Linked DNA regions of Mus musculus: region 1 is linked to region 2. Evidence: chromatin loops called from intact Hi-C (ENCODE). Cell type or tissue: heart. All regions are shown on one strand. Each heading gives the region's core, and the rest is flanking DNA. Links, peaks and the distances in the headings are about the cores only.

Region 1 (15,497 bases), core at 4,530-7,029, 320 kb after region 2:
ACACCCAGGGTCCTTGGTTTTGTTTAAGACAGGTTCTCTCACTGGGATCTGTAGCTCGAGGATTAGGATAGACTGACGGCCAGCAAGTGGCAGGGATCCCTGTCTCTGTCTCCTCAATGCTTCTGGGATAACCAGCACATCTCCATGCCCAGCTTTCATGTGGATGCTGTGGGTTAAACTCAGGCTACCATGGCCTTTCATGGAAAACACTTTACTGACTGAACTATCTTCTCAGCCCCCCTATTTTACGAGTTTCTTTTAGTTTTCAGTTACTATCTGCGATGGTAGGGATTTTATTTTGTGTTACTGAGGATTGAACTCAGGGCACTACTATACCAGTAAGCTCTCACTGAGCCACGCCCCCAGTCCCTCACTGGGGGATTCTAGGCAGGGGCTCTACCACTGAGCCACGCCCCCAGCCCCTCACTGGGGGATTCTAGGCAGGGGCTCTAGCACTGAGCCACGCCCCCAGCCCCTCACTGGGGGATTCTAGACAGGGGCTCTACCATTCTAATCCTTCACTAGAGGATAGGTTCCAGGCTTATTCTCTACCATTGAGCTACATCCACTAACCTCTTATTTTGATTTTGAGACAAGCTCTGAGTTGCCCAGGCAGGCTTTGAACTTGCAATCATCCTGAGTAGATGGGACAACAACAGATCTATGCTACCAGAAAGGGTTCTCTTCATGTTTGCTGACTGTTGTGTCTCTAGACATCTGCATAGCTACAAGAATGGCTGCATCCAGGTCTTCAACTTCCCAATTCAATGACTACGCAGTGGGTGGTGTTTCAGAAGCCCTTTAGTGCTAACATTTCTTTCTTCTGAAATCTTTTATTCAGGTATAAATTTTTACTTGGGACCTGTTTGAGCCTCAGGAACAGTTAACTGCTTGGTCACTGGTTCCCCACTGATGTCCCACCCGCCCACTAGCACCACCTTCTTCCTCTCCCTCTCCCTGAGGACACCCGCCAGCCTCTCAGCACCTCCAGACGTCGCTGCTTTTGGAGAAGAGGGACAGGCGGATAACCTCAGGAGCCATCCAGGCGTAGGTCCCCGCTGCACTCATTTTGGTCGTCTTGTGCCACTCTCGGGCAAGGCCGAAGTCTGTGATCTTGAGCACCGTGTCAGCGAGGTTGTGGTTCTCAATGGCCTCCAGGATTAGGACTGGGGGTAGGAAGAAAGGTGGGTCGTCAAGACCTGACAGCTGGTGCCCCAGGCCTCTGCCTTCCCCTTCAATAGGTTATGGGTCCCCACTCTGCACAGTTCCTTCCCTGGTCACCAGAAGTGACTCCTTGCTTCTAATGCTCAGGCTTCCTGAGGGATGGCCTTCTTCAACACAGTCAACGCTGCCCCTCCCTGTGGCTTCATTCTGTCGGGTAGTTACATGGCTGCTCTTTTCACTAACCAGGCAGAGGGTTAAGCCCTAGGTTTTAACTCTGGAAGATTCATACTACTTAATACTGGCCAAGAAAGAGAGGGGATGGAGAGACAGCTCAGTCATTAAGAGTGTGTACCGATCTTGTAGACAACTTGAATTGTATTCTCATCAACCTCACCAGACAGCTTACAACCACCTGTAACTCCAGCTCCAGAGGATCTGAACGCCACAGAAACCAGCACTCACACATACACATATTCATGCGTGTGTGAGCACGCACACGCACACGCACACACACACACATATAATTAAAAATAACTCTTGGGGCTGGAGGCACAGCTCAGTGGTTAAGAGCATGCACTGCTCCTGCAGAGGACCTACACAGCCACCTGAAACTCCAGCTTCAAAGGATCCAACACCTTCTGGCCTCTGCAGGTACCCACATATAGACAGGGTTTAAAACAAATAAACACATGTGCACACGCATGCACACACACACACACACACACACACACACACACACACACACCCTTTTAAAGGAAAAGGTGGACACAGTTGGGCATGGTAGCACACGCCTATACTCCCAGAACTTGAGAGTCTCAGGCAGGTGAGTAGTATATTGGAGGCCAACCTGGGCAAGACTTTGTCTCTAAAAACAACAACAACAACAACAACAAAAAAACACCCCAAAACAAAACAAAACAAAAAAACATGACAGGCCAATTCAAAGCATAGCCTGCAAGAAGCCTCTGGCACTATCTTGGCCTCTAGACCTTCTGCCACCACCATGATAATGTGCTTTAACTAGCCTGCTGATCCAAAGGAGGTGAGAGACACTTGGGAGTTGATCCCCCTTACCCAAGCCCTGCTAAATCATTTTGTTCCCATCTATAAGAGCACAGACAGTAACAAGTAGCTGTTTTCACACACTGAGTTTTGGGGAAGGTTTGTATGCAGCATCACTGTTATCAAGACTGACTGAGCCGGATGGTGGTGGCGCACGCCTTTAATCTCAGCACTTGGGAGGCAGGGGCAGGCGGATTTCTGAGTTCAAGGCTACCCTGGTCTACAGAGTGAGTTCCAGGACAGCCAGGGCTAGAGAGACCCTGTCTCGAAAAAAACAAACAAAAACAAAAAAACCAACCAAACAAAAAAAGGCTGACTGATACAACTAAGCATACAGAGTAGCTCTAGCTGACCAGAGGCAGTACGCCATCTAACAGTGATGACAGCTATGATTAGTGTCCACACTGAGGTTAAATTAGCAAACTAATTCTTAAGAGAAGTTACTTGATCAAAAGCATATGGCTATCTAGATAACCAGCTTTCCATCTCTGTCCAATGTCTCAATGCTGAGATAGTTTATGCTTTGCATGTTTGTGCCATGTTTGAGTGATGGGCATTGAACCCAAGGCCTTATGCATGTGAGGGAAGCACTTTAAGACTATGTCACAGCCTCAGCTTGATGTGTGTGTATGTGTGTGTGTGTATTAATGCACACATCTGCCTGTATGTTTACATGTCCAACATGTGCATGCCTGGTGTCTGAAGAGACTTCAAGTATAGAATCCCCTGGAACTGGAGTCACAGATGTTTGTGAGGTACCTTGTGGGTGGTAGGAACTGAAGTCATGTTAGCAATGTTCTCTGCAAGAGTAGCCAGTGCTCTTAACCACCAAGCTCTCTCCAGCCTCCAGGCCCGGGCTTTGCTGTTTTGAGAGATTCTCACACTGTAGTCCAGTCTGACCTCAAATCTGCAGCCATCTCCACCGTGCAGCCTCCAAACACTGCGATTCTATGCCGGTCTCCATGTTCTACCAGGTCTCCTACTTCTCCACAGAGGCATACTCTTCCCACCTCACAACTGCCCTGCTCTCCCTAGCTCTCTTTGTAAGGCTGATTCCTTTATGTTCAGTTTTTGCGCCCCAGATATTGCCTTTCTTGACCATCAAATATAATGAATTCACCACAGTTCCCTCAGAGTCTCTGTAACTCTCTGCAAACTGATACTCATCTTCCTTTCCCCTCTCTTCCCATCTTTCCTCTAGCTATGGACCCTGTCTATATGTATCTATCATCCCCTTATCTATAGGTAGCTTGATTGATCAATCATCTATTCTTATTTACTACATATAGATTACGTATTAGTGAGGGGTAGGGTTCTCTTCCTGCTCTTCTTTTTCTTCTTTTGAGATAGTCTCATTAGACAGCCCTGGCTGTCCTGAAACTCACTCTAGCTCAGGCTAGCCTTCATCTCACAGAGACCTGCTTGCCTCTGCCTCCTGAGTGCAGGGATTAAAGCCTTACAATACCACGCCTGTCTCTTCTCCTTTAAAAAAATGTTTATCTGTTTTCTGTGTATGCATTCCTGTATGAGTTGTTCTAGACATGTCCCAGGAATTAAACTGAAGTTGCCAGACTTGGCAGCAAATACCTTTGCCCAGCTAGCCATCAGACTGTCCCCTGACTTATTTATTTATTTAGATAGCATCTTACACTGTCATCCAGATTAGCCTGGAACTCATTATGTAGCTCAGGCTGGTCTCAAACTTATGGCAGTCCTCTTGCCTCAGCCTCCTAACACTGGGATTAGAGGCATGCCACTACACCCAGCTGTCCCTAGTCTCTTCCATGATCCTAGAGCCATGGATGAAACATAGATGCTTAAGAATGACTAAACTAAGTCAGTCATGGTAGTACCTCCATTACGTGGGAGGCTGAGGTAGCAGGTTGGTAAAACCAAAGCTAACCAAACACCAAAACTAAAACAAACCAGGTGTCAGGATGGCTGAGCAGGTAAAGGCACTTGTAACCTGATGATCTGAGCCCCATCCCAGAGCCCTCATGGTGGAGAAGAGACGCGACTCCTGGCAGCTGTCCTCTGATTTCCACACATGCATGGTGATGTCTATTTCTAACCCCAGTAGTAAATAATTTAAAAAAAAGGATTACTGAAGCAAAGGACAAATGGCATCAGACGGGGAACTTCTGGAGGAAGGGTGTAGGGAACTGTTGTGGGACCTGTGTCCATTACTGCCCCAGGGGAAGCCTGGGCCTTCAGAGCCCAGCCACCTTGTCCAGGTTGTGTTAAGAGATGCTCTATGGATCCTCTGGGTGGGGAAGGGCTTAGGATCCCCTCATGCCAGTGGCCCTGCCTCTACTCACCCAGCAGTTTAGAAACACTAGAATGTGGGCATCCATACAGGCAGGGCCCACCTGCATCTGTTTTGTTGAGTCTCCCAGACTGGGCAGAGGCCACAGAAGGTCATCAGCACTTGGTCACTCTCTGTGTGGAATGTATGAATGCCAGGCTGAGGAGATGAAAACCACTCAGTCCCTCTCTTCTAGGGGCTAAAGTTGCAGTTAGTAACAAGCTTATACAAAACAGCAGAGTGGAATCAAGCAAACATAAACCAACAGCTAAGAAGGGACTGCTGAGGGGTAAGTACTGAAGGCGAAGGGAGGGGTCTCACATTCCTGGGTTAAGAATGACCCACTTGAGGGCAGGGAAGTGCAGGCCTCATTTGCTGTGGAGCCCCCTGCACATGCTCTGGCCTTGTGAATACCAAATGCAAGGCTGAGGCCATCAATTTAAAAGACAAAAATGAAAGATATGAAATGAGGCTCAGCAAGGATGGGAGAGCCCAAGGAGGCAAAGTCTTCCCAGTTGTATACCTAGGAGTATCTAGCACATGCCAGAATGATCTAGAAAGAAAGAAAGAAAGAAAGAAAGAAAGAAAGAAAGAAAGAAAGAAATGTCTCATCGATGAGGACTCTCAGGGAAAGAAACCATGGTGTCTTGTTGCTTGGAGATGGCCTAACTTAATAGCGGGCCCACTAATATTTGTTGATGCCCTGAGATACTTTTGGTCTAGATATGATCGATTTCTAGGGACCCTTCCCATCTGCTTGGCCCATTGCTGACTCAACCAACCAGTCAGCCAGCTTTGTAGAACCTGTGCCGGGCAAAGCAGCCTGGAAGTGTTTTCTATCAGCCACTCTCTTCCCAACGCCTTCATCTGCTCCACTCTGCTGGAGAGCCAGCAGCATCTAGAGAACAGTTTTGATTTGCCCCATCCCACCCCTATCCCAAGGCACACAAGGAAGTGTTTGGAGACATTTCTGGTTTTGATAGTTGGGAGCAGGGTTGCAGAGTACTAATGACCTCTTGTGCATAGAGCCCTAAGGCCACCAAACAACATAAAGTGCACAGAACAATCGCTCTGCCAATGACAAGACCACAAAGGTTAACCTTTGTGACAGGCTTGGGAAGCCCTGGCTTCAACTAAGCCAGCTCTGTCCATCTCTGCCTGGTAGACTCCAATGCCACGATCAGGTTGTGGGCATCATGAGGACAGACTCTGCAAGTGGCAATGAACACAGGGACTGTCATAGTGCCATGGATACACCATCATTGACCTACTGAATGAAAGAGACCTTTCTGAGCTTCCCTTTTCTTATTAATACAACCAAAGTCCCCCTTCACCTGGCCCTGCTTGCCCCATGCAGTGCCATCTGCTGTCCATTGCCCTTTCCAACGATCTGGGCTTGGCCTCATAAGATTCAGCGGAAGAGTTTTGGGAGAGAGGATACCACTTACTGTTGATGGACTTGAGGTCCCGGTGAATGATGGGCACAGGGGCATCATTGTGTAGATAGTTCATGCCCCGAGCCACCTGCACAGCCCAGTTGACCAGCACATGAGGGGGGACCCGGCGACCTGCCAGTACCCTGCTCAATGCACCTCCCCGAGCATATTCCATCACCAGGCAGAGGTTTGGGGGGCTGAGGCAGGCGCCCCTCAGGGCAATGATGTTGGGGTGCTGCAGGGCTCCAAAGAGCCGGGCCTCCTGGCGGACCTGCTCCGCTGTCACTGCCGGGTCCCGTTCAGGGTCCAGCCGAGCGGCCTTGACCGCTACTTCCTCTCCACGCCATACGGCGCGATAGACTTTGCCAAAGCCCCCGACACCGATGATCTCCTCCAGCTGCAGCTCGTGGAAGGGGATCTCCTGTGGCAGCTGGAGGTCTGAGGGTGCGGCGGGTGCAGCGGGGGCCACGTAGTTGCTGGGGAAGACGCCCACACGGCCGCTGGGCAGCTGCCCTGTCCACCAGCCCTCATCTCCAGACACCGCACAGTCCTGGGAAAGCACCTGGACGCGGTCGCCTCTCCGCAGGGTCAGCTCCTCGTCGCCCACCGCCTCGTAGTCGAACACGGCGGTCCACACTGGCCCCGCGGGGGTCGCGCCCCACTCTCTGGCCGCCGCCCCCTCCTCCTCCTCCATGGGGGAGGGGCCGGGGGCTGCGGGAGGCCGCTTCACGCAGGCTGCCCGCGGAATGCTGAGCGCGGGGCCGGGAGGCCGGGATGGGAGACAGTCCCTGCGGACCCCGGGGGGCTCCTGGGGACCATAGCTGGGGGAGGGGCCTCCGCTGGAGCGAAGGAATTAAAAAGAAAAAAAACCCCAAAAACCTAAAAAACACCTTTTTCAAACGATAGGACCGATCCCTCGGATTTGGCTGTGCAGGAGAGGCGTTAGGTTCACCTGTCCCCAACGATGTCAGGGCGCAGGGAGGGCCGGGTCGAGCGGGGCCCGCCGGCGGAGGCCGAGGCCGAGGGCAGCAAGCGGCCGCCCCTCCCCGCGCCTCTCACCCCGCGCAGCTCCACCGGCGGCCCCCGGCTCCGCATCCTCAGCCACGACCGCAGGGCCGGGCAGGGATGGCGGCGCCCCGGGGGCGGCCGCCCCGGGATGGGGTGGCGCGCCCCTCGGCCTCCTCACGCGAGGAACGCGTGGGCGGCCCCCATCCTCCTCAGCCGGCTCCTGGTCGGCCCCCTAAGTCCCTCTCCCCGCCGGGGCTCTTGGCGGTGTCCAGTGACGTGTTTATGCTGCCGCCGCGATGCCGCCTGGGAGTTGTAGTCCCAAGCTGCGAGGCCTTGGGTTCGTCCCAGGCTACATGAGCCCTGGTCCTTAGGCCCTATCTCCTATCAGGGCGAATGAACCAACGCTTTCTACAAGCCCTGCAGGAGACCCGTTCATGTTGGAGTTCACGGTAACTGACTCATTTAGCCAAGGGAAACATAGGAGCTGAATGAATGGAGATTACGGACCGATACTCCTAAAGCGGTTCGGACAAGGTTCGCAGGATAGTCTCTAGGGTCCCTGGCTGGAAGTGCATGCTGGGAAATGTAGTTCGTTCGTGGACCATTGCGCTCCTTGAACCACCTGCTTCAGAGAGCAATGGGTGACTGGAGCAAGTTAACGCACAGACTTGTGCTGCCTCTTTGGGCAGGAGCAGGCTGGAGGGCGAAGTGTACTGTCTCGAAGATTTCATAGCCAGATTTGCTTGCCTCACCAGCTATGGGATCACTGGCATCTGCAGTAAGAACTTGTCTATACTCTTCTGCCTCCTATAATGAGCTTCAGTTTGGAGAGAGGGGGCTGAAAGGAGGGGTTTCCGGGGGTGGGGGCTTTGCTCAGATGATGTCATTAAATCTTCACGAAGAGCCTCATTTACAGGTGACTCAGAGAAACAAACTCACTTTGTTCAAGATTGCTAAATTATAAATGGCAAAGCAAGAGTCAAGGGCAGTTTAAAAGAAATTGAAAAATTGAAAAACAAACACTGTCAGTGATCGTATTTTTAAATTGTGTGTGTGTGTGTGTGCGCGCGCGCGTGCGTGCGTGCACGCACCCAAAGAGGGCGTTGGATCTCCTGGAAACTTCAGTCACAGGCGGTTGTGAGCCACCCCATGTGGGTGCTGGGGACCCAAATTCAGGTTCTCCGCAAAAGCAGCATATGCCCTTTAGAGCTGACCCATCTTTGCCCCCTACGGTAACTAAGATTCTGGTTGAGTTTATTTGTGGGACAGGCAAAGAACTGACTGAGAGGGACAAAGGTGTGCGTGTGTGGAGCTTTATTGAGGCAAGCTGACAATCGCTGAGTTGGGAGTCGTTACAAGGGCTCTGTGTTTAGCATTTTATAAGACTTATGGGTCCTCTCATCTTAACATTTTGCCTAGGCATTTGTCCTTCTAACCTTTCTCTAAGGAAGGAAACAACCCTGGCAGGAAGGCCGTTTCTCTACCTGCCTATATATTTTTCTAACTTATCCTCAGCACCATGTTTTTAGAATGCTGCCTTTCTATGTATAGAATGCAGAAGGTGAGTCCTGTATAACGTCAGTGGCTTGTCCAAGAACTATAAACGTCAGGGGGTAGAATCCTGGGTCTTTCCAGTTTGGTGATCCTAAATGGCTTGAGACTCTGGATAGAGGAAGGAAGAGAAGAATTTTAAGAACTCTCATAGCCAGATTCTGAGACACTGATGCTAAAAGATCACAGGAAGTGATACTACTCCTGTAGCTGACTAACAAGTCTCCTGTTGTCTGCTTAGGGAAACTAGGGGTCTATCGAGAATGCTTGTTGGCTGGTGAGATGGCCAAGCTGGAGTTTGAGCCCAGAACCCACGTTGTGGAAAGAGAGAACTGACCCCTGCAACTTGTCTTCTTAGCTTCTCCATGTGCAGCTTGGTTGGCATTGAATGCCTGTGTGTGTGTGTGTGTGTGTGTGTGCGCGCGCGCGCGTGTGTGCGCGTGTGCACTCGCACACACTCACAGAGGTGGGCAGGGGGAGGAGAGGGTAAGAGGGGGGTGAGAGGGAGAGAGAGAGAGGCCAGAGGTGAGCCCTAGCTATCCTGGAAATTGCTATGTAGACCAGGCTGACCTCAAACTCAAGAGACCTGCCTATTTCTGCCTTCTGCTGAGATTAAAGGTTCAGATACCATGGTCGGCTACAAATCTTTTATTACTAAGACTTTCCCTCTTAACTGTGAGGTGCTAGTCCATGATGCTTTAAGATATTAGCTTCTTACTGATGCTGGGAAGTGGTGACGTATGCCTTTAATCCCAGCACTTGGGAGGCAGAGGCAGGCGGATTTCTGAGACTGAGGCCAGCCTGGTCTACAAAGTGAGTGCCAGGACAGCCAGGGCTATACAGAGAAACTCTGTCTAGAAAAAACAAACAAACAAAAAACAAAAACAAAAAAATCCAAAACAAACAAACAAACTACTGAAAATTGCACAACACCCCGCATGCTTGGGTTAGGCTGACACTGTTAGTCTGTTTATTAACATCTTAGGGGTGATTCAGTGTCAATTAAGCGTGTGGTTGGAACAGGGTGTCTCCAAACAGGGATCTAGCCTTGAGTGAGGAAAGAAACCTTGCTTGGCTTTAGATCTTAGTGGATGCTGTCTTAGTTTGGGTCTTCATTGCTGTGAAGAAACACCATGACCAAGGTAACTCTTATAAAGGACAACATTTAATTGGGGCTGGCTTACAGTCTCTGAGGTTCCATCCATTATCATTGTGGAGGGAAGCATGGCAGCGTCCAGATAGGCATGATGCTGGAGGAGCTGAGAGTTCAACATTTTGATTTGAAGACTGCTAGAAGACTCAGCATCTTCAGGTGAGTAGGAGGAATGTCTCAAAGTCCCCCACCCCCCACAGTGATGCACTTCCTCCAACAAGGCCACACCTCCTAACAGTACCACTCCCTGGGCCAACCATATTCAATCCACCACAAATGTTTTCATGGAATAGGGTGGATAGGGATAGGATTAGTCAGTTTCATAGATTTCCTTTGCTCTATCACCGATCCAAGCCCCAGCCCCTCTCTGATGGATTCTAGGCAAGTGTTTTATTACTGATTACCGCCTCCAGTCCTTTACTGGGGGATTCTAGGCAGGGGCTCTACACCTGAGCCACGCCCCCAGCCCCTCACTAGTGTATTAGTCAGCTGTTCAACCGTCAAGCTTCATCCCAGCCTTCCTTTGTTTAATTTATTACGCTCTATTCCAGTGGTTCTCAGCCTTCCTAATGTCGCAACCCCTTAATACTGTTTCTCAAGTTGTGGTGACCCTCAATGATAATTATTTTCATTGCTACTGTAATTTACAACTGTAATTTTGCTACTGTTATAATCATAATCAAATATTTTTGGAGATAGAGGTTTGTCAGAGGGGTCGAGACCCACATGTCGAGAACCGCTGCTCTATTCCTAATTTATGCTGGGTTTTTAATTGAGAAGATTGTGTTAGGGTTTTTATTGCTGAAAAAAAAAAAAAACCACCATGACCCCAAGCAAATTGTGACGGAAAGGGTTTATTGTGCTTTCGTTTCCACACTGAGGTCCATCACTGAAGGAAGCTGGGGCAGGAACTCAAGGGGCTGGAACCTGGAGGTAGGAGCTGATGCACAGGCCATGGAGGGTGCTGCTCAGTGGCTTGCTCCTCATGGTTTGCTCAGCCTGCTCTCTATTTCTTTTCCATTTCCTTTCCCCTTCCCTTCTCTTCTCTTCTCTTCTCTTCTCTTCTCTTCTCTTCTCTTCTCTTCTCTTCTCTTCTCTTCTCTTCTCTTCCTTTGGAACTCACTCTGTAGACCAGGCTGGCCTCAAACTCAGAGATCTGGCTGCCTCTGCCTGCCAAGTGCTGGGATTAAAGGCATGCGCCACCACCGCCCGGCTCTGCAACTGGATCTTTTTGTTTGTTTGTTTGGTTTTTCGAGACAGGGTTTCTCTGTGTAGCCCTGGCTGTCTGGAACTCACTCTGTGACCAGGCTGGCCTCGAACTCAGAAATCCACCTGCCTCTGCCTCCCGAGTGCTGGGATTAAAGGTGTGCGCCACCACGCCCGGCTGCAACTGGATCTTATGGAGGCATTTTCTCAACTGAGGTTCCCTCTCTTTAGGTAACTGTAGCTTGTGTCAAGCTGACGTGAGACTAGCCAGCACTGTGACGCTTACGCTTTAAGTGCTTTTAACCTATTATTTCTGGCTTTCATGGCTTTTCACTAGCATTTTGCATATGTATTTTATTTATTTATTTTAAAGATGTATTTATTTATTTTACATATACGAGTGCACCATTGCTTTCTTCAGACAGACCAGAAGAAGGCATCAGATCCCATTATAAATGATTGTGAGCCACCATGTGGTTGCCGGGATTTGAACTCAGGACCTCTGGAAGAGCAGTCTGTGCTCTTAACCACTGAGCCACCTCTCCAGCCTGTATTTATTTTATTTTATTTTATTTTACTTTATTTTACGTGAGTGAGTATTCTGCGTGCATGCATGTGCTTCACATGTGTGCCTGGTGTCCGTAGAGGTCAGAAGACGACGTTAGATCTCTTGGAACTGTAATTACATATGGTTGTTAGTTGCCTGATATGGTATTGGGAGCCAGGCCTAGGGCCTCTACAAGAGTAGCAACTGCTCTTAAACACTGAGCCTTCTCTCTGACCCCATACATACGTTTTAATAAGTGGGATTGGCCCACAGTCTTCATTTCTGTGTAGTTGAGTTTTCATAGCCTTCTGATAGGTCTTTGCCTACAAATCCAACTCCTCCTGTGAATATCAATTTATTCAGATGTATTTCTTTCTCCTGGAACAAGTTGTTTTAATTTGTAGTTTCTGTTTTCAGGAGTCGCCCCTCAAACCACACACAGAGAATCCTACAGCGCTTTTAAGCCTGAACTCCAGATACATTCATGCCGAGTTATTTCACCAATCAGGGTTTGGGGACAGGGTATTCCTTAGGAACACGTCTTTGTGGGACACTTATCCTGCCCTCGTTGGTTGAGGAATTCAACTGTGGTGGGGTGATCTATCTGACTTGCCTAACATTCATATTCCAACTTGCCAACTGGGATGTCAGTTACCCACATACATGTCTTGGCATGAATGTCTGCTTCAACTCAAATGTTCCTTCACAAGTCTGCCTTAGCCTTTCACCTGTGTCCACTTCAGTGAAATGTTCACGTGTTTGCCCCAATAAAACATGATCCGACACAACTGACTTTCCAAGAACCCTTAAGTTTCCTCTTCACAGTCACTTGATGACTCTGGAGCTCTCTGATTGGGCTAGAATGGCAGGCCTCTGAGCCTGGGGACTCAGTGTCCTGGCCTCTCTAGTTTTGGGCAAGCTGCAAATTCACAGACTGTTTTTCCTCCCTAATAAAAATTCTAAAGATCTGAACTCAGGCCCTCAGGCTCACACAGCCAACTAACTTCCCATGGAGGCAGCTCCCTACTGTACCTAACTTATCCTTGCACATACATGTTTAGAATCACAAATATCCAGGATCAAATCAATTCACAGGATCTGCACTGTGAATGTGAGGCTAGCCTGGGCTACTGGAGAGTCCATCTGTACTCTCCCCCCTACATTACAACAACAACACAAAACAAAGCAAAACATCCAAGCCCCAGCTTTTCTGCCTTAATGATTATTTCCTCTGGTTATTTTATTATTAGTTTATTAAAATTACTTTTTATTAGCTTACAAAGACTTAGTTTATGTCATTTTCCACTTTCCAGTGGTGGGTCAGGGCTCCTTAATTCCCACAACATCACCAGCATTTGTTGTCATTGTGGTCCTGTGTTGTAAGTGTTTTGACTGAGGTCAGATGGAATCTTTTTTTTTTTTTTTTTTTTAAATTTTTTTTAAGATTTATTTATTTATTCTATGTAAGTACACTGTAGCTGTCTTCAGACACTCCAGAAGAGGGCGCTAGATCTCGTTACGGATGGTTGTGAGCCACCATGTGGTTGCTGGGATTTGAACTCTGGACCTTTGGAAGAGCAGTCGGGTGCTCTTACCTGCTGAGCCATCTCACCAGCCCGGTCAGATGGAATCTTAACGTGGTTTGTAATTGCATTTCCCAGTTGGCTACGGATGCCGAACATTAAAAAAAAATATTTTCAGTCATTTGTGTTTCTCCACTTCAGAATTGTCTGTTCATTTCATTGGCCCACTTATTAACAGGCAGTATTGTGGTTGTGTTGTTTAATTTTTGGAGTTCTGGCTCATGCCTTTAATCTCAGCACTGGAGGCAGAGCCATAGGCAGGCAGAGGCAGAGAGGCAGGAGGAAGAGGCATCTCTCTGAGTTTGAGGCCATCCTGATCTACAGAGGAAGTTCCAGGACAACCAAAGCTACACAGAAAAACCCTGTTTCAAAAAAATAAAATAAATTGAAGTTCTTATATATTCATCATTGCCTGGTCTACACACACACACACACACACACACACACACACACACACACACACCACAAACATCTATTTATTTATTTTTGGAGACTGGCTTTCTCTGTGAAGCCCTGGCTATCATGGAACTCCCTCTGTAGATCAGACTGGCCTCAAACTCAATGATTGGCCTATTTCTGCCTCCCAGTGCTAGGATTAAAGGTATGAGTCACCATGCCAAGCTATATTTATTATTATTTATATTAACCATAAATATTAATATATATTCACGTGCCTGCATAATGTTCGACTACATCCCCTGAAGGTTTAGTATGTTTGCTTTCAGATGAGAAGAGCAAAAGCTATGGCTTTTATTTCTGACTGCGTCTCTGTGGCACTAAGGATTTAAGTAGGGGCCTTGGGCTTTACCACTAAGCGACACCCACAGACTTTCTTGTTTGTTTTGGGTTTTTTTTTCAAGTTCTTTTTTTAAAGATTTATTTATTTATCTTATGTATATGAGTACACTGTAGCTGTCTTCAGCCACCAGAAGAGGACATCGGATCCCATTACAGATGGTTGTGAGCCTCCATGTGGTTGCTGGGAATTGAACTCAGGACCTCTGGAAGAGCAGTCAGTGCTTCTAACTGCTGAGCCATCTCTCCAGCCCACCCACAAACTTTTAAAAAACATTTTTATTTGAGACAGGGTAAGTCTAAAGTAGCCTAGACTGGCCGTTAACTCACAACATAGCCAAGACTCTGCAGGAAGGAGACTGTCCAAGGAACAGTGACAAAGCCATCTATAGCCCTAGGAGAAGTTCTAGGGGCAGCCAAGCCTGAGGACCCGTCGATCGTCCACTTCAGAAGCCTGAGAGAATGCCTTCCTGCTGAGGAAGCCTCCCAGCCTGTGGGGCTGCAGTACAGCAGACAGGGCAGACACACACAGCCCCCACGGCTGTAATTTCAGACACTAATTTAACCTGGATGGGGCACTATGATTTGACTCGGGACCGTGGGAGCAGCTCCAGCTCCACATCACACCTAAATCGCAGCCTCGTCTCGTCGGGCCCATGGATGTAAGCAGCCCAGACCTGCATCTCAGCGGATGCGTCCGTGTTCCCCTTGCAGTGCGTCCTGCAGTCTCTGAGGGCTCTGCTGCTGTGTGGGTCCTGGGGATCATTTTGAGCACACGCACAAAGCCACACCTCCAGCCTTTGTTTCATGTGCTTCCACTGGAGTATGAGTCTAAGGACAGACAGTGACCTGAGGAGACCTCAGACTTTCTGAGACAACTCTGCATAATATGGAGCCTCGGGTGGGTTAACCCTGAAGGATGTGCTGAGGAGGAGGACAGGAAGAGGCAAGAACCAGCAAGAGTCGCGGGGAGAGCAGGAGGAGAAAGGTCCTCTCTGGCATGAAAGTATTTTTCCCAGTAGGCATGGGGGGTCTCAGCACCCACTGGGGTGGAGGCAGGAGAATGAGAAGTTCAAAGTCACCCTTGGTTATATAGCCAGCTCGATGCTTGTTTGAGATACATGAGACGCTGCCAAAAGAGAAATAAGTATAGAGAAGTGGGGAAAGAAGGAGAGAGAGAGAGAGAGAGAGAGAGAGAGAGAGAGAGAGAGAGAGAGAGAGAGAGAGAGAGAGAGAACAATGCTGAGGGTGAAGGATGATAGAACACAGGAGTAAGTACTGTTCACAAAAGTCAAATCATGGAGCCAGCGGCGTGCCTGTCATAGGAAGAGTGGACAAGGAGAATGTGCAATACACACATCATGACATTTTATTCACTTTGGGAAAATGGGTGGACTGTGAGAAGCTCAAGAAAGTAAACATGACTTAATTCCAAGCTACACTGCAGGCTGGAGAGATGGCTTGACGGTGAAGAGCGCTTCCCTGCAACAAATCCCTGCTTCTGATCTATTGGACACATAGAATAAACTCCTTTACCAAGTGTAGTGGCTCACACCTGTAATCCCAGAACTGCCAGGCTGAGGCAGGAGATTTGCTGCAAGTTACAGACCAGCCTGGACTACATAGTGAGCTGGTGTATGAGACCCTGACTCAAGAAAAAAAAAATCTTCATTTCAAAACAAACAAG
Region 2 (15,497 bases), core at 5,052-7,551:
GTGCTTCTTTCTGTGCTTCTGTCTCTCTCCCAGTATACTTTTGTAGGCCAAATACACTACAATTCCATGTTTTTCCTTCACGTTTTAGATATGGCCCCTGGGCTGGATGGAGTGATGTGCACAGGCGCATCCCTCTTGCACCCTGCATCTTGCACCCTGCCATCTTGCACCCTGCCATCTTGCACCCTGTCATCTTGCATCCTGCCATCTTGCATCCTGCCATCTTGCACCCTGCCATCATCTTGCATCCTGCCATCTTGCACCCTGCCATCTTGCACCCTGCCATCATCTTGCATCCTGCTATCTTGCACCCTGCCATCTTGCACCCTGTCATCTTGCATCCTGCCATCTTGCATCCTGCCATCTTGCACCCTGCCATCATCTTGCATCCTGCCATCTTGCACCCTGCCATCTTGCACCCTGCCATCTTGCACCCTGCCATCATCTTGCATCCTGCCATCTTGCATCCTGCCACCTCTACATCTGCTCGAAGAATCCCACGGTTTTCCAAACTCATCCATCCTTCAGGTTGATTCTTCAGCCACTCCTACAGGAAGGCCTCTTGGATGTTCTATGGACTTTTATCCCACACCTACTGTAGGGTTCTTTTCCTCTTTCTCTAGGTAGAGTGAAATAGGAAGAAACCCTGGGCCTACATAGTCACAGACACTCGGGAAGAGGGAGCCAGGCTGGCCCAGACTCACCTGCCAGTGCTTGGTCACAGCGTTCCAGACACCGATGCGCCCTGTGTGACTTGTGGCAATGAGCTGATTCCCAACAAAGAACAAGGCCTCCACTGGCACACCCAGGTGGAAGACACCTGCAGGTGGCAAGGGAGGGGGTGGTGCTCAAGAGGAGGCTGGGACCCCACTGCAGGGCTGGGGGTGAAGCCCCAGGGCCGCAGGTTGTATCAGGAAACAAGATCCACGGCAAAGAGGATTCCAGGAATTACACAGAATATCTGATGGGTGTGGGAGTGTAATGGTGAGTAGAATCCTAACAGGCTGAGGTTTCCTTCCATTGGAACAAAGGGCTATGACAGCAACTAAAGGCTGATTTTTGTTGTTATTGTTTTGAGTCAGGGTCTCATGTAGCCCAGGCTGGCCCCTACCTTCTGTGTGTTGGATTATAGCTATGTACCACAATACCCAGGTTATATGGTACTGGGATTAAATCCAGGATTTCATGCATGTTCCTTTCTTCTCAGACACATAAATCAATATACAATAAAATAAACCAGTGTGTTAACTAAGTATGGTGGCTGTAATCCAGTGTACTGGCTGGATTACATCCCTCCATGTGTGTCAACTTGACACAAGCTGGAGTTAACACAGAGAAAGGAGCCTCCCTTGAGGAAATGCCTCCATGAGATCCAGCTGTAAGGCATTTTTTCAATTAGTGATCAAGGGATGAGGGCCCATTGGTAGCCCTGGGTTCTATAAGAAAGCAAGCTGAGCAAGGCAGGGGAAGCAAGCCAGTAAGGAACATCCCTCCATGGCCTCTGCATCAGCTCCTGCTTCCTGACCTGCTTGAGTTCCAGTCCTGACTTCCTTTGGTGATGAACAGCAGGGTGGAAGTGTAAGCTGAATAAACCCTTTCCTCCCCAACTTGCTTCTTGGTCATGATGTTTGTGCAGGAATAGAAACCCTGACTAAGGCAGTATTCAGGAGTTAAGGGCAGAAAGACTTGGAATTCAAGGCTAGCTTGGGCTACATAGTAAAACCTTGTCTAAGGCAAAATGAAACAATGAAAAGTGCAGAGTTCTGAAGGTCTAACACATTTCTCACAAGGCAAAAAGACTGACTCTGTACAGAATTCCCATCCCCCCATGGGTTTCTGAGTTTCAGTTGAGATATTTTAACAAGTTACAGAAGTCTACAGAGTTCTAGAAAAGATCATGAGACATACCTATCTCAGAGCCACCACCTTGTGCTTGTAGGGCCCACAGAAGGATCTCGCTGCCAGTAGCTGCAGCCACCATCTTGTCATGCTCACCCGGAGCACCGCCAAGCACCCGAGCCGCAAGAGCCAGGCGCTCGATGGGCCAGTCCAGGCGCGGGCTGGAGAATGCAAGCTGCCAGCCCGAGGCTTCCTTCAACCTGTGGGATTGAGGGACATCAGTAACCCCCACCTCAGAGCCACCCTAGCCACAGGGGCAGAGCCTCCCACTGCCACACCCCCACCCTCAGCACCTATAACAGACGAGAAAGTGGGTATATGCCACAGCAATCCAGTTGTGGTGACCACACACCAGGCGCACCATCCCTGGCTCCTCTGGTTGGCCTTGGGGGTAAGAGAGCAGAGCAGAGCAGGGTCACAGGGGCCCACTGGCCCTGACCTCCTAAAGGACAGAAATGTAAGCTACATCTGGTGGTGTAGGCTGCCTGGGAAACTTAGTGAGACCCCGTCTTAAAACAGAGCGTAAAGGCTGGAGTCAGGGGAGCTAGTTCAGCATACAAAAGCAGTCCTGGCACATGCCGGACAACCCAAGTTTGTTCTCCCAAACCCACATGGTATCCTTTGACAATTATGCTGAGTTCACACATGGACACACAATAATGATAATTAAAAATAATCATCAAATAAAACTAAGAACATGAGGAGCAAACATTGAGCTCATAATTCTAGCACTAGGGAGGTTGAGGCAGGAGGACTGGATTGCTTTGAGCTCCAGGATAGCCTGGACCAGAGTAAGATCCTGTCTCCAACAGCAACAACAACATCATCAACAACAACAACAAAAGTAAAAGAAGGCTAGGGATATACAGAGGCAGAACGCACGCACTAAGCTCAAGTCCCAAGCTTACCTGATGGGGATGGAGGTGCTCTCTCATCTAACATTCGGCCCAGCAGCCCTGCATTACCCAAGTTGGGGGGCATCGTGTTGCTCCGTCGAACAGGGGCTGGGCGTCCCCCTATTTGCTGGGGCCCCACCAGGCTGTGCCGGTTTCGCCGCTTCACTGGGAACACTATAGTGAGGGGAAGTGTCGGGCACCACAATTAAAATCGTGGCGGACAGTCTATGAACACTTAAACCATGAGAGGCATGGATTCCCTGTGTGGGGCACAGTGTCCTGGGGCAGGTGCTCTGTGTGCCGGGATTCAGCATTCAATGACCCGGAAACCCGTCACAGGGAAAGACCTGGTTTGGTGCTGCTATGATATTGGTGCCTTTTCAGTGTTTGCTAACTTGGCCAGGCCTTGCAGGCAGGTCTGAAATCCCAGCCATTTGGAAATCTGGAAGTGGAAGATTGCAAGTTCAAGGCTAGGCCCTGTCTCAGTAATAATAAAATAATAATAACGATGATGAAGCAGAGGGCTGGCAAGTGTCTTAGTGGGTGAAGGTGCTTGCCACCAAGACTGGCAATCCTGACTTTGATCCTGAGACATGTGCGGTAGAAGGAGAGAATCAATTTCTGCAAGTTGTCCTCTGATCTCCATTCATGCACCCTCCCACCACGTGCCCAATAAATAAATACTTCTGCCGGGTGGTGGTAGCACACAACTTTCATCCCAGCACTTGGGAGGCAGAGGCAGGTGGGTCTCTGAGTTCGAGGCCAGCCTGAGCTACAGAGCAAGTTCTAGGGCAGCCAGGGCTGCACAGAGAAACCTGGTCTTGAGAAACCAATACATACATACATACATACATACATACATACATACATAAATGTAATAACATTTTTAAAAATAAAGACAGCTGGACCATGAACATGTTCCTTGCTGTTACTGGGGAAAAGCTGTGGGCATGGTTCAGAAGTAGAGCACCTGCCTAAAATTCACCTGTCAGGCTTGGGAGAGGAGGGGGGTGGAGGTGGGGGGCGGGGGGAGGGCAGTCTCATGCTACAGCACCTGCCCAGCATGTACAAAACCCTGGGCGCAAACTCTAGAACTATAACAAATAAAGAATAAAATAGAAATATAGTTGTAGGAGCTACAGACATGGCTTGCTGGGTAAAGCACTTGCTATATAGGCATAAGAAAACTACGTTTTGGACTCCCCCACCCCCAGACAGTAGAAAGGTGTGTGCTCAGACTTTGTTGACAAGCCAGCCTAGCCAATCAGTGAACTCCAGGTTTGCTGGGACCATGCCTCAAAAGATAATGTGGATGGCTGAGTGTGGTGGTGTATACCTTTAATCTTAAAGGCTTAGACAGAGGAAGGAGGATCCCTATGAGTTCAAGGCCAGCCTGGTCTATATAGTGAGTTCCAGGACAACCAGGGCTATGAGAGAGACTCCGTATCATAGAACCTCCACCCTCAAAAAGTAGCATCCAATGAAGCTAGCATGATAAAGTTTAAATTTATTTATTTATTTATTTTTCTGAAGAATGGGGTGAAACTTAAGAAAACTCAGACTACAACTCCCATCAAGCTCCCGTGCATGCTTCTGAACTCTAAAGAGAACTGGCTGTTGCACAGCTTCAAGGAAAAATGCTGCTTCCTATTTCCTTTCCAAGCATCTGATAAAGAACTACAACTCCCAGTGCACCTCAGGGCTCCAAACACCTAAGGGTTGAAGCTTTATGGGAAATGTAGTCTTTAAGCCAATCTCCCTCTCCCTAGCATCAATTGGGAGTGCTCACCTGGAGGAGGTAGATAACCATTGAAGAGGACATTTCCGCAGGAAGATCGATCCAACTCTTCCCTCACCTGCAGGCGACGAACTGCAAGGGAAGGACTCAAAACTTCATCTTGAGGGAAACTAAAGCAGACCCTTGTCCCCTTCCTCATCTGTCTTTCCACGTAACTATCCCCTCCCCCGCAACCCCGACCCCTTCAGAGCCAGACCCAAATCCGGTGCTCTTAGCTCTAACCCAACAGTCTTTTTGACTGGGAGAGTCAAAGAGGAGAGGCATTCTGCTCAGGAAATAACTGAGGGTGCTGACTGGGGGCGGGGTTGGGGTGGGGGTGGGGCACGGCACGGGACTCTCACTTACCCAGTGGAGTGAGTCCGTAGAATTGGGCTTCATGGAGGAGGCTGGAACCATGGACACCCCTGGGTAATAGGGGAGATTTGGGTGTAAAAATCTAGGGCATAGGCATGAACAGCACATTGCAAGGAGAAAGGTATTGAAACTGCCCAGAGACTACCGAAGCCTGGCTAGTTTCAACCGGCGTAAAATTCTAGGGAGGTTGAGGGTGGGGTACACCTGCCAATCCAAGACATGGGAGATAAAGACTGGCCTGATCTGGATGGAGTTCTAGACAGCCAGGGCTACAGAGCAAGGCCTTATCTCAAGCCAACAAACAAATACATACTTTCTTTAAAATCTAGATAACAAGGATGAAGAATGGTGCAAATGTGTGGGCATATTTTAATGGAAGGAATATAACATGATCAATAATTCTAATAGAATGGAACACATTTACTTTTCGAGGAGAGATTTTATACAGTGGCAGAATTCACCCATTTACCCATACCAACCTGGGATCTAACTCTTTGGTCCGCAGGAAATTAAGGATGGGGGCAAAGACGGTGGGGTCCCGGTCGATGAAGATCTGCATGGTGGGGTGGGGATGGAGGTGGGGGTCATGGAAAAGACCTGGAATAAGTAGGAGCTCCTGTCCCCCATCCCACCCGGAGTCCCGTTTTTTGATCTAGCCCTACTCACAGCTCCGGTCTCATCTTTCAGGGTTGAGATGCGTCCGCTCAAAAGACTACAGGAAGGGGAAACCGAGGAGGAGACATGGGCCGAGTTGCAGAGGTGAGTATTGTAGAAATGGGTCTCCCCACACCCTCTTCTTTCATTCCCTCCTACCCTCGCCCCAGACTCTCCTAATCACCTGGAAAAGAAGGAGTCTGGGATCCAGGTAAGCGTCTGGCGAGAGGTACTGAACCTGGGCGATGGGGTAAGGAGAGGAAAGAGAAGAAGAGGTGAGGACGCTGCCTCCTCCACTGAGATTCATGCATTCTCCTTTGGCATTTCTTTCTTTCTTTCTTTCTTTTTTATTCAAGCGCCAAGCCTCCAGCTTGAGGCGGAGCAATTCTTGATGGACAGGGACTACCACCCCCACCCCCAGAAGAGGCGGGCATCCCGCCTCGGTCCCGTAGGATGGGGCCTCGAGGATCTCCCACACTCACCGCTTGCCCCCTACGTTCAGATGAATCACTTCCCCGGGTGCTCCCCGACTCGGGACCCCCTCCACTGCAGTCGTCGCGACGGCCATAGCCCCACCCCCCCGCAAGCCGGCCGGCTCGCACCCACTTCCGGGTGTGCATAGACCCCGCCTCTTCCTCTTGCTCATTGGCCTAGAGACTCCAGGATCCACCGGCGATTGGACAGAGAGCTCGCTCAACGCAATTACGGTCTCTGACTCTTTAAAGAGGGCCGGTCTTTCCTGGTTTCGACGGGGCGCACTTGGGGATCCTTTGGAGTGATTTAGTAACTCCCCCCCCCCTTTTCTAGGTTCCCTTATTTTGGTATAATACATAACGAATGTAGGCGATTCGTTGAGGAGTACGTGCGCAGATCTTGAAATGAGCCTATACCAAGGCTTAGGTATTTGTAGAGTCTAGGAGACTGCCTTCTCGACCTCGTCCCCACACCGGCCCACCCTCCAATCCTGTCTCGGATACACGAACAAACCAGCGAAGACTGTCAAAGCCAAAGGGTTTATTATAGGTACATACAGTGTGCGCCTGCCACACCGCCCCGCACCCCCTGCCTTGGCAGCGTCTCCAAGCAGCCACGGGGGTTGCCTGTAACCCTGATTCCCTCCGTCCCAGGGAGGTGCTCCAGCCAGAAGCATGCAGGGGGAGGGCTTTCCCACCCCCTCCCCCTCGGGAAGTGGCATTTACAGCTAGAATCGGGGAGGAGAGAGGAAGACAGTTTTGAACTTTGACTCCCCTCCTATTAAAAGCCTTCGCGGATGCGGGGCGGGGGGAAGGAGGGGGGGTCTACGTTTTTGCAAAAATAAACTAAGTCAGGAATTAACCGCATGGCTCTGAGATGGCGGAGTACAGGGGCTAAGGGCCCCTGTCCTCCCTCTTCCCAGACAGATCAAGGCAGCATTGGAAGTGAGGTAAAGGCAGGGAGGGAGTGTGTCCCCTCCCCACCCCCTAGCACCCTGGATGGTCCAGGGGACCTCACCAGCGCCCCCGTTGTCCATCCTTAGGGCGGAGAGGAGGCCAACAAATCACCACCTCCTAGATCCCTCGCCACTCCAGCTTCTTGGGGCAGGATCTGACGATTGGGCAGGGAGCTTGGCTCAACTGGCTCCCTGCCCGGCCCCACCAAGCTCAGTTATTGCATAAAAAGAATGGAGCCCCAGCACCTGGGGTGGGGTTGGCGAGCGGGAAGGGACCGAGATATGGCTATAGGGACAGCAATCCCCTACCACCACCTCTTGGAGTGCAGAAGTCCCTTCTATTTCAGGCCCACAGTGGCACATCCGCAGTCATTCCGGCCCTTGCGGATGAGAAGTTGTCTTTGTGTCCACAGTGCAGAGAGGAGGGGCAAGGAGACTTGTCAGACTCCAAGGTGGGGGAAAGGGTACCTGGAATCACTTCCGGCGCCCGCTGGCCCTACGCTCCCCGCCCTCACGCTTGGGGTTGCCCTCATCTGTGGATGATGTGGTAGGTAGTGTCTGACCCCATCGGGCGATCTCGGCGTGTTCTGCCACGGAGTTAGCCACAGCCTCCAGCCAGCCGTTCATCTCCTCCTGACGGAAGACGCAGGACAAGTCCATATTTGGAAGAGGAACTCAACCACACCGCCCTCCCTAGCTTCACTTTCCTGTTAGCAGGATAATGCTGACAGTAAGGATAAAAGAACAGTTACATGCCCCAGACTCCTCTCTAAGCACTTCTGTGGATGCACCCCCTTAAACAGAACCAATAGGATTATCTATAAAGCAGAGACCACCTCCACAAGCAGAGAGAAACAATGCAAATGAAGTACTGGGGGGGGGGGGGAGCTTGCAGAGACCTGACACCAGGCCTCTTGCTCATTGGTCCAACTTACTTCCTCTTTACAAAAGCCTTGAGATAAGTCATTTTGGAACCGCAAGAGGACCGGGTAAACAAAGGTATGCTGGAGCCTAATGAACAGTGAGTGCTTCCTCCCTCAGGAGGAAGGAGAGTGCTGACTCAGGAAGGCTGTCCTCTGCACCCAAGGCACAGCACATGGGTGACAATACGCATATCCATCAACACACACACACACACACACACAAATAAAATGTACTGGGGCAGGGTGGTGGAGCACCCCTTTAATCCCAGCACTTAGGAGAAAGAGGCAGGAGGCTCTCTCTGAGTCTGAGGCCAGCCTGCCTGGTCTACATAGAGTTTTCCAGGATAGCCAAGACTTCAAAGAGAGATCCTGTCTCAAAAAAATAAAAATAAAAACATAATTTGGGAACTGGAAAGTTGGATACATGATTAAGAGCACTGGCCACTGGCTGCCCTTCCGAGGGACCAGGCACCCATGTGGAGGCTCACAAGTACTTGTGAGTCTGGTTCAGGGGTACATCCTCTGGCTTTGGTGGAGCAACCAGGCAGCTGTGCAGTACACATGTAAGCATGAAGGTAAACAGACACATACAATAAAAATAAATCTTTTTAAAAAATTTTTTCAAAGGAGCTGGGTATGGTGGTGCATGCTTTTAATCCCAGCACATGGGAGGCAGAGGTAGGTGGATTTCTGAGTTTGACACTAGTCTGGTCTACAGAAAGCTCCAAGACAGCCAGGACTACACAGAGAAGCCCTGCCTCAAAAATAACAACAAAAAGCAAAAACAAAACAATGAACCCAACAACTCTTTTCTTTGTGTGGTGTATGAGACTGTACATGCTGGGGTTTGTACCGTGCACACGTGTGGAGGCCAGAGGAGGATCCAAGTGTCTTGTATCTATCCCCTAGCCTGATTCCCTCCAGACAGGGTCTCTCAGTGAACCAGCAAGAACCTCCTGTATTTCTTTACCCCCCCTCCATAATTAAGGAATTATGTAAGTCCATGGGCAGCCATGCCTGTCTGTCTGTCTTTCTTTCTTTCTTTTTAATATGGATGCTGGAATCCAAATTATAGTAGACTTTTTTTTTTCAAGACAGGGTTTCTCTGTGTAGCCCTGGCTGTCCTGGAACTCACTCTGTAGACCAGGCTGGCCTCGAACTCAGAAATCCGCCTGCCTCTGCCTCCCAAGTGCTGGGATTAAAGGTGTGCGCCACCACGCCCGGTTCATATCAGGCTTTAACAACAACCGTCTTCAACACTGAACCATTTTTCCAGCTCCAGTAAGGGAATATTTGTTATACATTACATTCAATCCCTTTAGCTCAAAACTCTGACTTGCCCCCTACCCACCCCCAGCACACTCAGGATAAAATCTTCCCCTAATATTGAGAAGTCCAGCTGCAGGGGACCTTTTTGGAACCATTTACCTCACTTCGGCTGTCCTCCTGCAATTGGCTCTCTTAAACCATTGCAATTCTGTCCTCTGGGACACTCAGCCCTGATCACTCATTTTGTTCTGTTTTGTGTTAATTTTGCTTGTTTGAATATATGCCATGTGTGGATATATGCTCTTAGGAGGCAGAAGAGGGCGCTAGAGCCCCAGAAGCTGGAGTTAAAAGGGAGTTGTGGTATCATGGGTGCTGGGAACCAAACTTGGGTCCTCTGGAAGAGCAGTAAGCACTCTTACCTACTGAGCCATCTCTCTAGAACCTTCATCACTCTTTTTTAAGCTTACACCCATCATCTTTCTGGCCTTCTGAGTTACCATGGCAAAGAAGACAGACCTAGTTATCATGGCTAGCAAGCACCTGCCCTGAATCCCTCCCCATGACCCCCGACTCCTTAAGCTCCTCGGGGCTCTCACTGCTTTCCTGTTACAACCCTGACAGGTCCAACCTGTGTGGTTCCTTCTATAGTCCCGTTATTTTGATTCAGGAACCACCCTGGGAGCTAAGCCACTAAGCTAAGGTCAACCTGTGGGATGAGAGGATCAGATCTTACCTCATCTTTAGCCTGGAGCAAGAACTCACTGCCATCCTGGGTCCTGCAGGAGACACAGGACTTCAGGTATCTTGAGGAACCCAACCCCTCTCCCCATCACCCATCGTCTTTCATGGGAACCAAGCGTATACAAGGAGGAAAGGAAGCGACGATGGGACCCCTCCCTTCTTCCCGAGGGAGGGAGGGACTCACTGGAGCTTGAAGACATGCTTCTTTTTCTTGTAGTCACTAGCCACCTCGCTGGTGGCTTTGTGCAGGCTGAGCAGTGGTTCCCCACCATGCGTGCCCCCTGATGCTGGGCCTTTGGAGTCCTTGTAGAAGCCCAGCTCCCCCTTGCTGAGCACACAGTACAGGCTCACCCATGACCTGGGGTGATGAGATGGTGATGAAGGCAGGGCTACATCATTACCATCACAAAGCGTATGCTGGGTCATGCTACTTTGCACCTTCCTTCCGCTGGCCCTTTGTCCTAGCTACTTAGCCACATGCCAGGCTGTTTTTCTATTAAGCAGTTCCTATTCTGGCAAGTGTGGTCAAGGCTCCCAGAACCAGGAGTTTGCCCAGGCTAGACCTTCCTTATGCTTCCTCCTTATCTCATCCCACATTGACTTTCCAAAAGCAAGATGCAAGCTTTGAGACTAGGAATAGAGCTTAGCAGGAGGTAGAGCCCTTGTCCAGAATCCACTAGTGAGGAGTTGGAGGTCTGTCTCAGCAGTAATAAAGCATAAAACCATGGACTAGATTTCCAGTCCTGATTCCGTTATAAGCCCTTGCCTCAGTTATTGGTCTCATTTCCACCCCACACAACCTTCAAGCACCGCCCACCCCCACCCCCACCCCCCATTCATTCACTAGTTCTCATTTTCCCACCATTCACCAAGTTCCTTCAAGGAAGCTTTACTACTCTACAGTTTGGAATAAGAAGATCTGGTTTCCCAGCCAAAGCCCCAATCTTGGAAGAAGTCTCAGATAGGAAAATAACATACAATAGATATCCCTGTTCATTGCCATCTTGGTCTGGTGGCAAGGAAAAAAAACCACTATGATCCCCACCTGCCAAGTCCGAACCTGCCCTGTTCATGTCCTGGCTATACCTGCCCCCACATTCCAAATCTCAGTTGGATAAAAATGTACTGGACAAGATGGACTCCAAAAGTAAACACACACATGCAAACACGTGGTGGTTAGGCCTGTAGAAGGCTCAGCATTTGCAGCCAAGCCTGACAACCTGCGTTTGATCCCTAGTCGACCTACATACATAGCGTAGGAGAGAACTAATTCACACCAGTTGTCCTGTGACCTTCACACACAGCTTTCACCCCAACACAAATAAATATAATTTAGATAATTTAAGAAAAAGCTTCTCGTTTGAACAACTGAGATAACCTGCAACAATGTACTAGGTCCTCAGTTTGGGCTCTGTTCCTTTTCAGACTCCTCCTCCCCCACTGAAAATGTAGTGGCTGAGGGTTGCCAGGTGGGGGGAATCCCTCCAGATCACGGATTGAATGCCATCTTGAGGCTCCAATTCACACCCCATTGGAATTATCTAGAGTAGACTCTACCTCCAGGTTGCTGCTTTATCACGTGAGGTGGTTGCTGAGATTGAATCCCAATTTATTAACGTTAGGGACACTTTTGTCATGCTCCTATCTCAGTTCCAGACACCTCAGTATTGGACACTCAAAGCTTTGGCCACGCCTCTCCACTTCACGGATTGGAAGCTTTGAACTTGAGTCCCGCCCCTCCTCCAGCCCAGCTACTCATTCATTAAATACCCAGAGCAGGCGCCCAAGCCATCCAAAGCCCCGCCCACGCGCTCACCGGTTGGACGACTTGCGGTTAGCGTCGAGCTCGCGCTTGCGCAGCAGGAAGCCCTCGTGCTGCACTGTGTGAGTGGGCGGAGGTGGCGGCGCGGGGGCGGAGCCTCCCTGGGCAGGGGCGGAGCGCGAGCGCCGGCTTCCCCCGCCCTCACCACCCTCTCGAGGCCGTGGCCGCCGGCGCGGCTTGGGCCGGTCCCGTGCCCGCGGCCGATCGGGCCGAGGTGTCCGCTCGGGCGGCTCAAGCCCGTTGGGCAGGCGACCAGGGGGAAGCTCGCGAGGCTGAGGCAGCGACGGCTGTGTGAATGAAGGGAGGGGGGAGAGGGGTACTGTGCATGATGACTAGGGGGAGCATCCTGTCTCAGGGAGCCCGAGGGCCTGGGGTCCTATGCGTCTTTAGGGCCACCTATCTTGGAGAAGACCCTCAGGGCTGAGAGGACCCTATAGGTTTTGATAATGGGTCATTCGAATTTAGGCTTTGGAATTCTGAATATTGGGAGGTTAGGAGCAGGGTCTGAGGAGGTAGAAGGTGCATAGAATTTCTGTATGAAGAATCTTCGTGTGTGACTAATAAGAAAATGGGCACCCCACAAGCCCGGAGAAATGTGGACTCTAAAATAGATGGGGGGGGGGGGTTAGAGTCCACTATGTGTGCGTGCGTGGAGAGAGAGAGATAAGCCTCCGGGTCTGAGGCTTCATCTTCTAAGGGAGAGTATGGGGTCTCTGTTGACTGCAAGGTCCAGGAAGAAGGATGGGCCTGGGTAATGGTTGCCTCTGAAATCCTGGCCACTAAGAGGGCTTCTACACCCACCCATCCCAGTTGTTCAACTTACCACCCCAGCAGGGATCCCTGGGCCTGCCTCTTTCTCCTGAAGTTGCTCCACAATATCAGCCAGAGTGGCCTTCCTGGAGAAGAAGAGACAAAAGAAGTGAGATTCTGGGCCTTTTGCTACTGCTCTGCCTTGGCTGGACAGAAAAGGCTCCAAACCTGGCCCCTGCCTGCAACTCAGCAGCCTCTCACCTGTGTGCCTTGCACACTCAGCAGTCTTACACACATGGGGGTTCCTGACACAGCTACGCAATGTACAACCAAATCCCTATCTTCTTCTTCTTCTTCTTCTTCTTCTTCTTCTTCTTCTTCTTCTTTTTTTTTTTTTTTTTTTTTTTTTTTTTTTGAGACAGGGTTTCTCTGTGTAGCCCTGGCTGTCCTGGAACTCACTCTGTAGACCAGGCTGGCCTCGAACTTAGAAATCCGCCTGCCTCTGCCTCCCGAGTGCTGGGATTAAAGGAGTGCACCACCACGCCTGGCCAAATCCCTATCTTCTTTAAGGTTTTTTTTTTTAATTGTTTGATCTTTTAAAATATTTTTCTTTTTAATTTTTTTAGGGTTAGCTATGTGAATGAATGTTTTGCCTGCATGTGTATACTACATGTATGCCCAGTGCCCTCAGAGGCCAGAGAAAGACTTTGGATTCTCCTGAAGCTGGACTTCTAAGAGGTTGTGAGTCCCCCAGGGTGGGTGCTGGGAACCAAACATAGGTCCTCTGGAGAGCAGGAAGTGCTCTTAACCACCGAGCCATCTCTTCATATATATATATATATATATATATTTAGCTTTTCAAGACAAGGTTTCTCTGTGTAGCCCTGACCATCCTGGAACTCACTCTGTTGACCAGGTTGGCCTCAAACTCGGAATTCTGGGATTAAAAGCGTGAGCCACCACCATCATTACCTGTGTGTGTGTGTGTGTGTGTGTGTGTGTGTGTGTGTGTGTGTGAGATGTATGTACATGTATGTGTATACACACACACACACACACACACACACACACACACACACGAGAGTCAGGGTCTCATGCAGCCCAGTTTGACCTCTGGCCTCCCCGAGGATAACCTTACTGGCATGCCTTGTTCGTTTTAGAGACAGAATCAATCTCTCTCTTTATTTATTTATTTGTTTATTTATTTATTATATGTATATCAATCTCTCTCTTTATTTGTTTATTTATTTATTATATGTAAGTAAGTACACTGTAGCTGTCTTCAGGCACCCCAGAAGAGGGCATCTGATCTCATTATGGATGGCTGTGAGCCACCATGTGGTTGCTGGGATTTGAACTCAGGACCTTTGGAAGAGCAGTCAGTGCTCTTAACCACTGAGCTATCTCAAAGGTAGCCCTGGTGCTCAGTATGTATTGCAGGTGGCCTGGGACTCAGTCCTTCTTCACTCCTAAGTGCTGGGGCCACAACTGCATCACCAGACCCCGCTGCCCTCTGAGTTTTAAGCAGAGCAAAGGGCAAGCTGGTGGCTCCAGGCTTTTAAACATCCTGTTGTTTTTCTTCATACACGCCCCTGAGCTCCCAAGTCCCCTGGGCTTCCCCTCCCAGCCCTAAATGTTTTAGGTCTTCCGCTGTCAGGTGATAAGGCTGTTTCCCTCGCTGACCCTGGCCCTCTGGCCTCTGCCTCCGCTTTCCCCTTCTCGAACATCCTGGTCACAGAGGTCCTTACCCTTTGACCAGCTCTCCCCTGGTGGGAGTCTCCTGTTCGCTAGACTCCTGTCGTTCTATCCGCCGCTCCCTCCGCTCCCGCCGTCTCTCCATCTGCTCGTAGCGACCTAGAGTAAGGCTGTGCGGCCCCTCGTGGTCCGCGGACTCCTGGCGCTCAGGCCGCCGCCTCCGCGCTGTCTCCTCTGGTTGATCCACGGACTCCTGGCGTTCTGATCTTCGTCTCCGTGGCAGCTCCTCCGCACGATCCGCTAACTCCTGGCGCTCCGACCGGGGCCGGACCAACTCCGTCGCCGCCGGAGTCCCAGGGGTGTCCGTCGTGTCCAACGCTGCGGCTGTCGGGGCCGCGGGTTCTACCTTCCCCGAGGTCTCTGGCAGCCGGTCAATGCGCGGCTGGAGACGCTCGGGCTTGAGCTCCTGGCGCACATACCCAACCCGGGTCCGCACCTCCGCTGACAGCGTGTCCGAGGCCCTGCGGGCCAAAGGCTCCAGGCCCCTGTCATAGCCCCCTGGACGCAGCAAAGGCGCTGCCTTGGCCGCCAGCTCTGTGGGGTCCCCAAAGAACTTGCGCCCCAGTAAGGGGGTGGGTGGCTGCTTACTCTGTTCTGCCTTGAGTTTCTCGATCTGGGAGTAGAAAGGTCAGGTCAGGTTGGGGTGAGAGAACGGTTCGCGAAGGTGCTGGGCGTTCCCCTTCTCTGCTCAACTTAGTTCACTCGGAGACAGGACTTTCAGCCACTGCTTATTCTTAGCAAAGACCTTAATACCTATTCTTTCCACAAACACCCATTGTTCTTGTAGAGGTGTGGGGATTTCACTCTCTGACTTTGCCTCTGTCTGTCTCTGTCTCTCCCCTCTCCTCCTCTCCCTTCCCCCAATTCCTGGTCCTCCCTTTTGTTTGTTTGGTCTTTGTTTTGTGGAGTGTGTGTGATGGGTAACTACACGGGAGACAGGGTTTCACACAGCCCAGACTGGCTCCAAACTCGATATTACTGGGAGTGACTTTGAACTAACTTCTGATCCTCCTGCCTCCACCTCCCAAAGGATGGGAATTCTGGTGTGTGCCACCACATCTGACAACTAACTTCTCTGGGTGCTTTTCTGATTCCCACCGGCATGGCATCTTCCTAACTATCCCCCTCAATGGGACTTGTCACCCACATTATTCTTCAAGCTTCCCATTGGATTCCTCAAGACCAGACCTTTGTTTTTGCAAAACGG

Evidence for each region. Peaks named below come from ENCODE experiments on the same cell type or tissue, not always from the same donor. Only the 100,000 strongest peaks of a DNase experiment are listed, where the experiment ranks them.
Region 1: it touches region 2 in a loop (2.5-fold over the local background); 2 of 42 quality-filtered maps call a loop at or near these places.

Annotation. Positions count from the first base shown.
Region 1 is chr7:27,667,364-27,682,860 of GRCm38, forward strand. It overlaps Map3k10 (mitogen-activated protein kinase kinase kinase 10), which reads right to left and starts at 7,218. Exons shown (of 10, transcript NM_001290528.1): 1 at 5,980-7,218; 2 at 986-1,166. The coding sequence starts at 6,661. It also overlaps a transcript of Zfp607b not described here. In heart, for the core only: a CTCF peak has its summit at 5,940 (motif pointing left); a DNase peak (open chromatin) is centred at 6,528; H3K4me3 peaks cover 1,878 bases; H3K27ac peaks cover 895 bases.
Region 2 is chr7:27,349,788-27,365,284 of GRCm38, forward strand. It overlaps Shkbp1 (Sh3kbp1 binding protein 1), which reads right to left and starts at 6,221. Exons shown (of 18, transcript NM_138676.2): 1 at 6,084-6,221; 2 at 5,786-5,839; 3 at 5,614-5,659; 4 at 5,427-5,500; 5 at 4,939-4,997; 6 at 4,585-4,665; 7 at 2,808-2,969; 8 at 2,193-2,283; 9 at 1,909-2,099; 10 at 705-820. The coding sequence starts at 6,169. Sptbn4 (spectrin beta, non-erythrocytic 4) reads right to left here. Exons shown (of 36, transcript NM_032610.2): 31 at 14,284-14,903; 32 at 12,609-12,681; 33 at 11,780-12,072; 34 at 10,148-10,321; 35 at 9,956-9,998; 36 at 6,596-7,663. The coding sequence ends at 7,505. In heart, for the core only: no CTCF peak of the experiment used is centred there; DNase peaks (open chromatin) are centred at 6,234, 6,674, 7,224 and 7,374; H3K4me3 peaks cover 2,500 bases; H3K27ac peaks cover 2,182 bases.